Linked DNA regions of Homo sapiens: region 1 is linked to region 2. The links are chromatin contacts, found by Hi-C or POLR2A ChIA-PET in ENCODE. All regions are on one chromosome and are shown on one strand. The core of a region is the stretch at or near the end of the contact, and the rest is flanking DNA. Distances in the headings are between cores, read along the strand shown. Region 1 overlaps PTPN1 (protein tyrosine phosphatase non-receptor type 1). Region 2 overlaps PTPN1 (protein tyrosine phosphatase non-receptor type 1).

Region 1 (4,224 bases), core at 1,086-3,585, 36 kb after region 2:
AGTGGTCCTTTGGGGAATGTAACCTTTTTTATGTGGTCTTGATTAAATCCCATTTTACTTCCTTGCAGGTTAACAACCATTATTGAGTACCTATTGATATGTGTGGTGTACTGAGTTAACTAGAACATGTCCCCTGGTCTGTGTTCTAGACCATCTTGCTGGGAAAAAGGCAGACCCAAAGCATATTTTGGTGGGGGCCCATGGACAGTGATGTGATAGAGGTGTCCGCTGAGGTGGTCAGGGAAGGCTGCTTGCAGTAGGTGGCCGTGCACGGAAAGTTTGCAGAATGAGCAGGTGTTAGTTCCAGCTGGAGATGACTGCCGGCTGTGCCCTTGGTACCTGCTTTCTGGAGGGAAGTTTTAAGACGTGTGCATACTTGACCCAGCAGTTGTATACATGGAGAAATTTACTTTGCAGCAACTCTCAAAACAAGCGTGTAAAGATGTGTATAGGTAGTTGTGTTTGTTGTGGCATTGTTTGTAGTAGTGAAAAATTAGAGACAGGCCAATGATATAACCAGGGACCTGATCAATTATGTTCTCTCCCGGTGTTGGGATATTCTGTAGCTCTTAAAGAATGAGATCTGGGTGTACTGATGTGGCCAGACATTGCAATTGCAGTACATGAGAAGGCAAATCATACAGTAGTGTGTACACCAGTGAGTCCTCCAGCCAGATAAATCCTCACAGTGACCAGTCGCCCAGGCACCTTGTGAACCCTACCCTGGGTGTGGGTGCTATCTGAAGTACCTGGGGGAGGGGGTGACAAGTGGACTTCAGGCTGATGTGGGCCCTGGCCTGGCCCTCCCTCCAAGCAGAGGGGGCTGGCTCGCTGGAAGGTTAACATCATCCAACTCTGTCTACACGTGGCTTGTTTTTTCCTAGAATTCCTGCCACAATAGCAGCATCCTTGCCATTCATTTTCTCCAAAGTGAGTAACCCATCTCTGCCCTCTGATTCCTCAGCATGAGTCAAGACACTGAAGTTAGAAGTCGGGTCGTGGGGGGAAGTCTTCGAGGTGCCCAGGCTGCCTCCCCAGCCAAAGGGGAGCCGTCACTGCCCGAGAAGGACGAGGACCATGCACTGAGTTACTGGAAGCCCTTCCTGGTCAACATGTGCGTGGCTACGGTCCTCACGGCCGGCGCTTACCTCTGCTACAGGGTATGTTTCCACTGACAGACGCGCTGGCGAGATGCTCGTGTGCAGAGAGCACTGGCCGCTAGCCCGATGGTAGGATTCAGTTCTGTGGTGCATCTGAGCCAGTCTCAGAAGAAACAGATCAAAGGTTTTTAAAGTCTGGAACTGTGGAAGGGCTAACAAGAGAATTAAGGATCGATGCACTGGGGTTTTAAGGAGCCCTCTGGTCCCAAGAATATAAGAGTCTAATCTCAGGGCCTTAACCTATTCAGGAGTAAGTAGAGAAAATGCCAAATACGTCTGTTTCTCTCTCTCTTTTTTTTTTTATTCCTTTGTTTTTGGAAAAAAATAGAGTTACAACACATTGTTGTTTTTAACCTTTATAAAAAGCAGCTTTTTGTTATTTCTGGAACAAAAAAAAACAAAGTAGGCACTTATGAAACTTTCTCATACCCTTAGGTGATGTAATCAGCCATATAATTTATATTTGATTTCCCAGGGAAGGAATCCCAAACTTTTACGAATGTAAACTCCCTTGGAGAAGAGGGTTAGGACGCTGTTGCGCTCAAGCCCCCCTCAGCTGTGTGCACACTGAGCCAGGACAGGGTCTTTGAGCTTTCCCACTATAAGAAGAACAGCAACAAAAGGCCGTCTAGAAAAACAGAACCTGCCTCTGCTTCTGCTCAGGGTGTCCCCGCTGGGTTTCCATTGTCCTTTCTCCATTGCTCCCTCCTGTGACAGCCATCTTGCTCATGTACCAGCCCTCATCACCCCATCCCCATAAATGGGTGTCCTCGAGGCCTCTGCCTGGGGGTCAGAGGTCACCACAGGGTGGCCATTGGCATGTCAACCCGCTGTTAATTCAGAGAAGTGGGCTCCACCTCATTGGGAGAAGTGCCATTTCAGCAGAAATTCACACGTTAGACGTGTGTTGCTGTTAAGTAAGGGGAAGAGAGAGGACTAGCCTCAGAGCTCTGGCCATGGAAATGACCTCCTAAGACTTTTTCGTGGTTTTAAATATTTTACCTCTTTCCAGGTGGCATCTGAGTACATCAGATGGTTTTGCAAAATGCAAACAATTTTTTCCTTGGGGATGATTTTTGGGGAGAGGGGGCTACTGTAAAAAATAAAACCAAAACCCCCTTTGCTCCCTCGGAGGTTGAAGTTGCCGGGGGGTGTGGCCGGGGTCATGCATGAGGCGACAGCTCTGCAGGTGCGGGTCTGGGCTCATCTGAACTGTTTGGTTTCATTCCAGTTCCTGTTCAACAGCAACACATAGCCTGACCCTCCTCCACTCCACCTCCACCCACTGTCCGCCTCTGCCCGCAGAGCCCACGCCCGACTAGCAGGCATGCCGCGGTAGGTAAGGGCCGCCGGACCGCGTAGAGAGCCGGGCCCCGGACGGACGTTGGTTCTGCACTAAAACCCATCTTCCCCGGATGTGTGTCTCACCCCTCATCCTTTTACTTTTTGCCCCTTCCACTTTGAGTACCAAATCCACAAGCCATTTTTTGAGGAGAGTGAAAGAGAGTACCATGCTGGCGGCGCAGAGGGAAGGGGCCTACACCCGTCTTGGGGCTCGCCCCACCCAGGGCTCCCTCCTGGAGCATCCCAGGCGGGCGGCACGCCAACAGCCCCCCCCTTGAATCTGCAGGGAGCAACTCTCCACTCCATATTTATTTAAACAATTTTTTCCCCAAAGGCATCCATAGTGCACTAGCATTTTCTTGAACCAATAATGTATTAAAATTTTTTGATGTCAGCCTTGCATCAAGGGCTTTATCAAAAAGTACAATAATAAATCCTCAGGTAGTACTGGGAATGGAAGGCTTTGCCATGGGCCTGCTGCGTCAGACCAGTACTGGGAAGGAGGACGGTTGTAAGCAGTTGTTATTTAGTGATATTGTGGGTAACGTGAGAAGATAGAACAATGCTATAATATATAATGAACACGTGGGTATTTAATAAGAAACATGATGTGAGATTACTTTGTCCCGCTTATTCTCCTCCCTGTTATCTGCTAGATCTAGTTCTCAATCACTGCTCCCCCGTGTGTATTAGAATGCATGTAAGGTCTTCTTGTGTCCTGATGAAAAATATGTGCTTGAAATGAGAAACTTTGATCTCTGCTTACTAATGTGCCCCATGTCCAAGTCCAACCTGCCTGTGCATGACCTGATCATTACATGGCTGTGGTTCCTAAGCCTGTTGCTGAAGTCATTGTCGCTCAGCAATAGGGTGCAGTTTTCCAGGAATAGGCATTTGCCTAATTCCTGGCATGACACTCTAGTGACTTCCTGGTGAGGCCCAGCCTGTCCTGGTACAGCAGGGTCTTGCTGTAACTCAGACATTCCAAGGGTATGGGAAGCCATATTCACACCTCACGCTCTGGACATGATTTAGGGAAGCAGGGACACCCCCCGCCCCCCACCTTTGGGATCAGCCTCCGCCATTCCAAGTCAACACTCTTCTTGAGCAGACCGTGATTTGGAAGAGAGGCACCTGCTGGAAACCACACTTCTTGAAACAGCCTGGGTGACGGTCCTTTAGGCAGCCTGCCGCCGTCTCTGTCCCGGTTCACCTTGCCGAGAGAGGCGCGTCTGCCCCACCCTCAAACCCTGTGGGGCCTGATGGTGCTCACGACTCTTCCTGCAAAGGGAACTGAAGACCTCCACATTAAGTGGCTTTTTAACATGAAAAACACGGCAGCTGTAGCTCCCGAGCTACTCTCTTGCCAGCATTTTCACATTTTGCCTTTCTCGTGGTAGAAGCCAGTACAGAGAAATTCTGTGGTGGGAACATTCGAGGTGTCACCCTGCAGAGCTATGGTGAGGTGTGGATAAGGCTTAGGTGCCAGGCTGTAAGCATTCTGAGCTGGGCTTGTTGTTTTTAAGTCCTGTATATGTATGTAGTAGTTTGGGTGTGTATATATAGTAGCATTTCAAAATGGACGTACTGGTTTAACCTCCTATCCTTGGAGAGCAGCTGGCTCTCCACCTTGTTACACATTATGTTAGAGAGGTAGCGAGCTGCTCTGCTATATGCCTTAAGCCAATATTTACTCATCAGGTCATTATTTTTTACAATG
Region 2 (4,126 bases), core at 1,188-3,687:
TTTTTTAAATGTGCAAACAGATAAGTTGGAAAAGTGATTTCCAATAAAGATAAAGAGTTGATGGTTTTAAAATACGTAAAGAGCTTATATGAATGAGAAAAACACTAACATTCCAAAAGATTAGAAGGCAAAGGACAGAAAGAAACAAATCACTATGTCTGGGAAGGGACATGAAGGAGCAGGTTCCCACTGGGCCAGCGGGGCTCAAACCCACTGGGGACGTCCGAGAGACTGCAAGGGCCATGCCTTCACATTGCCGTACCTGAGAAGCAAGGAGCTGGGGTATTTATCTCTTTCACACTTTGGGAGGCTGAGGTGGGCGGATCACCTGAGGTCAGGAGTTCGAGACTAGCCTGGCCAACACAGTGAAACCCCGTCTCTACTAAAACTAGAAATAATTAGCTGGGTGTGGTGGCACACACCTGTAATCCCAGCTACTTGGAAGGCTGAGGCATGAGAATTGCTTGAGCCCAGGAGGTAGAGGCTGCAGTGAGCATAAATTGCACCACTGCACTCCAGCCTGGGTGAAACTCTGTCTCAAAAAGTAATAATAATCATGATAAATAAAATAACATTAGATTGTTAGCAGAAGTAGCCACAGGTTTCTCCCACCTCTCTGCAAGTTGCTGAGTGTGATTCCCATCAAGAGGTACAATGTCTTTTTATTTTTATTTTATTTATTTTATTTATATTGCCTATGTTGTCTAGGCTGGTTCCAAACTCCTGAGCTCAAGTGATCCTTCTACGTCAGCCCCCCAAAGTGTTGGGATTACAGGCATCAGCCACTGCACCTGGCCCAGATACTTTTTCTTGAGTAGGAATTTCGAGTCACCCTGAACATTGCATGCCTTCGTAGTGGGGAAGACAATAGGAAACCACAGGCTGTAGGCTAAAATGGGTTGTGTTTCTTGTAACGTCATGACAAGGCATAACCCATCTTGGCATAGTAAATAGTAAGCACTCACTGAACTGATGATTTTAAATCTTTGCTGTTTATTCAGCAATATCCTAAATTAGCGCTATGTTAGTGGAGTTGCATCTCCCTCATGGATTAGTCTGAAAAAGATGAGAAATCTGTATGTAGACCAAGTTATCCTTAAACTGCTCATAATGTATGATGCACGTGGTTTTACGTGTACAGCCTGGTACCATTGTTCTTAGGCACATTTCAGTGCCAGAACTCTTAATACCCAGGAAGAAGCAAAAAGAAAGATGGAGGTGCAGCTAGAGGTTGTGGCCTTTGAACGATTCATTCTGCCTTAATAAGAGTGGTCTGGCTGAGCTCGGTGGCTCACACCTGTAATCCCAGCACTTTGGGAGGCCAAGGCAGGCAGATCGCTTGAGCCCAGGAGTTCAAGACCAGCCCAGGCAGCATAGCGAGACCCCCCCTCCCCCCGTCTCTACAAAAAAATAGAAACAATGAGCCAGGCATGGTGGAACGTAGTGCGTGGTGCCTGTAGTCTCAGCTACCCAGTTGGCTGAGGTGGGAGGATCACCTGAGCCCTAGAAGTCGAGGCTTCAGTGAGCCCTTATTGTGCCACTGCACTCCACTCTAGGTGACAGAGCGAGACAGGTCCTGTCTCGAAAAGAAAGAAGAAGAATTAAAAAAAGTGATTAGATCCCTTGTGTTTGGGACACTTGTTGGCAGCAGGGATGGTAGCGTTTATGAGGGTTGCATGTAACATCGCCTAGCTCAGACATCTGTTTGACTGTCTTCCCCCCTGAAGCGCAGGCTCTGTGAGGGCAGGTCTTTTGTCTTTCTTGTTAATCTTCATATGCTTAGTGCTTGCCACATAGTTGATGCTCAGTCGATATTTGGATGAATTGAAGGGATTAATGCATTGAATCTGAACCTTGCTTTCTTAATGCATATGGGGAGTTCTTTGGAAAGCCACACAGAGGAGCTTGGTTGCCTGCTTCCTCTCTTCCCCAGATTGTCTTTTTATTGTTGTGGCTTCACTGAAGCACTCTCACTTCAAATAATTTTGGGCATTGGTCGTATTTTATTCTTTGTTCCTTCTTCATCCTTACCCCTCAGATGGTATGTAGAAAAGTACACTACATCTAGAAAGTACTTTATAAACTCATTTGGTTGATAATAATACATATGCCTTTTCCTTGGTCCTGGTAGCAGAATCTTGTGCCACTCTTGGAATACAAACGAAATTCTTAACCAAAGCCAGTTTCATTTTGATGTTCTATTTTCCTCCCATTCACACTCCAAATTGTGCACCAAAGTATCATCCTAGTTTTGTGAGGATGGTTCTCCATACTTCAGGGTAGGAGTATCATGTGGATTCCTATGATACCTTTCTCCCTGGGACCATGGAGGGCAGCAGCTGGTGATTGATAGTCTGATTCCCGGTGAGGAAAGCTGTGAGCCTTCCACTTGCAGATGTCTGCCAACTACATGTGTCCTTAGTCAACTGTACCACTGTCCTCCGGCAAACAGCAGAAGCCCAGGGCCTGAAGTTCTTAAGCTGTCATTATGGAAAGCAGAAGGTAAACAAAACAGAAGTGAAAGTAGATTTAATTTTTTAGACTGTTCTCTTACAGGAATGGTTTTGTGGTTCTCAGCATTTTAAAAAAAATAGTGGTTCCAATATGTTTTATTGACATCAATTACTGTAAGTCTGATTCATTTTCTGCCTATTGATTTCTACCCAAGGTGAAATTCATGACATTTAACAGAAAGCATAAGTGATTTTTTAAAAGCAGACACTATTAGGGACGGTAAAAATAAGATTTAAAGTCGGGACACTTGAAAAAGCAATTTTTATACCTTTGGTAACGATTCTATTCTGATTCTTTGTATAAATAATATAAACAAAGGCTCTAGAAGCTTACTATAATGAAGTTGGTGTGCTGTTTCTAAATTCTGGTTTAAGGCCCAAATTCATTTTATCTGCATTAACTTTTTTTTTTTTGAGAGTCTCGCTCTGTCACCCAGGCTAGAGTGCAATGGTATGATCTCGGCTCACTGCAACCTCTGCCTCCCGGGTTCAAGCGATTCTCCTGCCTCAGCCTCCCGAGTAGCTGGGATTATAGGTGTGCGCCACCACGCCCGGCTAATTTTTGTATTTTTAGTAGAGACGGGGTTTCACTATGCTGGTCAGGCTGGTCTCAAACTCCTGACCTTGTGATCCGCCTGCCTCGGCCTCCCAAAGTGCTGGGATTACAGGCGTGAGCCACTGCACCCGGCCGTGTTAAAATTTTTCAGTGGTAGACCACTATGTCAATATGTTGCTTTCACTGACAACAGTATTTTCTTAAAGATAGGATACCCCATTTCTAGATGAATCTCATTCTAGCTGGAAAATAATTTTTCAGTTCTGAAACTACATCAGGCCTCAGGGAATCAAAACTAGCTATTAGCCACACACATATAAAGTGGCTTTGCTTTATAAACGATTTAGGGTCACCATCAATGACAATGGTCCCTTTTTATTGTATTTTTAAGAGTTTCTTATCTTAAATGGCTGCATAACTGTAGAGTTTTAAAAAAATTAAGTAAATGACCATGTTAATGCTCTATTAAGCTTCCAAACAATATTGTAATTTACTTTGAAGATTTTTTTTTATTCTCAACATCCTGCAGCTTGACCGTTTGCCTCCGTGTCTCAGTGCTGCTTATTTTGAGGTGTGGACTGGAGTCCATCTGTCCCCCTTGCCTCTGAACTGCTCCGTTTTGTGTTTCGTAATTCTTCATGCTGCATCCTGGGCGCATTTCTCTGTAGTAGCTTTCAATTTGCTCATGCTTTGACTGGGCTTAGTCTAGCGTTTATCCTATCTCTTAAGGTTTTTTAAAAAATTTTCATGATTATTCATTTATTTCCAGGATTTCTCATTTCTTCAGTCACATCTCCTTGTTCTGGTTTTACTTCTTCCTGTTTTTATTCATAACATCTTTTTTATACACGATTCCTTCATGTATTTCTAATCTTAAGTATATTTAATTGCTTATTTGATTCTTTTTTTTTTTTATTGAGACAGGGTCTTACTCTGCCACCAGGCCGGAGTGCAGTGACATAGTCATAGCTCACTGCAGCCTCAACTACTTGGACTCAAGCGACCTTCCCACCTCAGCCTCCCAGGTAGCTAGGAATACAGGTGTGAGAGCCGCCAC

What was found. A loop is a pair of places that touch in the nucleus more often than their neighbours do. ChIA-PET counts read pairs that join two places held with the same protein, here RNA polymerase II (POLR2A). Pooled maps may share reads with other maps.
Region 1: a pooled map shows a loop between it and region 2 (4-fold over the local background). The contact joins two enhancer-like sites. A Hi-C loop is called at or near these places in 6 of 168 maps with a recorded cell type or tissue (B cell, Right ventricle myocardium inferior, ascending aorta and 3 more), 4 of 37 single-sample maps with no recorded cell type and 11 of 50 pooled maps. POLR2A ChIA-PET finds 5 or more read pairs at or near these places in 9 of 52 experiments (BJ, CD4-positive, alpha-beta T cell, Caco-2 and 6 more).

The regions. Positions count from the first base shown.
Region 1 is chr20:50,580,301-50,584,524 of GRCh38, forward strand. It overlaps PTPN1 (protein tyrosine phosphatase non-receptor type 1), which reads left to right. Exons shown (of 10, transcript NM_002827.4): 9 at 965-1,160; 10 at 2,392-4,224. The coding sequence ends at 2,415. Among named protein-coding and RNA genes, the nearest start is that of MIR645, 3.4 kb to the right of the region's middle. Within about 2 kb of position 2,336, at least 4 of the 41 ENCODE cell types and tissues checked have a DNase peak (open chromatin) inside an H3K27ac peak, as active enhancers do; they include B cell, where a contact is called at or near this core.
Region 2 is chr20:50,544,459-50,548,584 of GRCh38, forward strand. The region is part of intron 1 of PTPN1 (protein tyrosine phosphatase non-receptor type 1); the gene reads left to right. Among named protein-coding and RNA genes, the nearest start is that of PTPN1, 36 kb to the left of the region's middle. Within about 2 kb of position 2,438, at least 5 of the 41 ENCODE cell types and tissues checked have a DNase peak (open chromatin) inside an H3K27ac peak, as active enhancers do; they include B cell, where a contact is called at or near this core.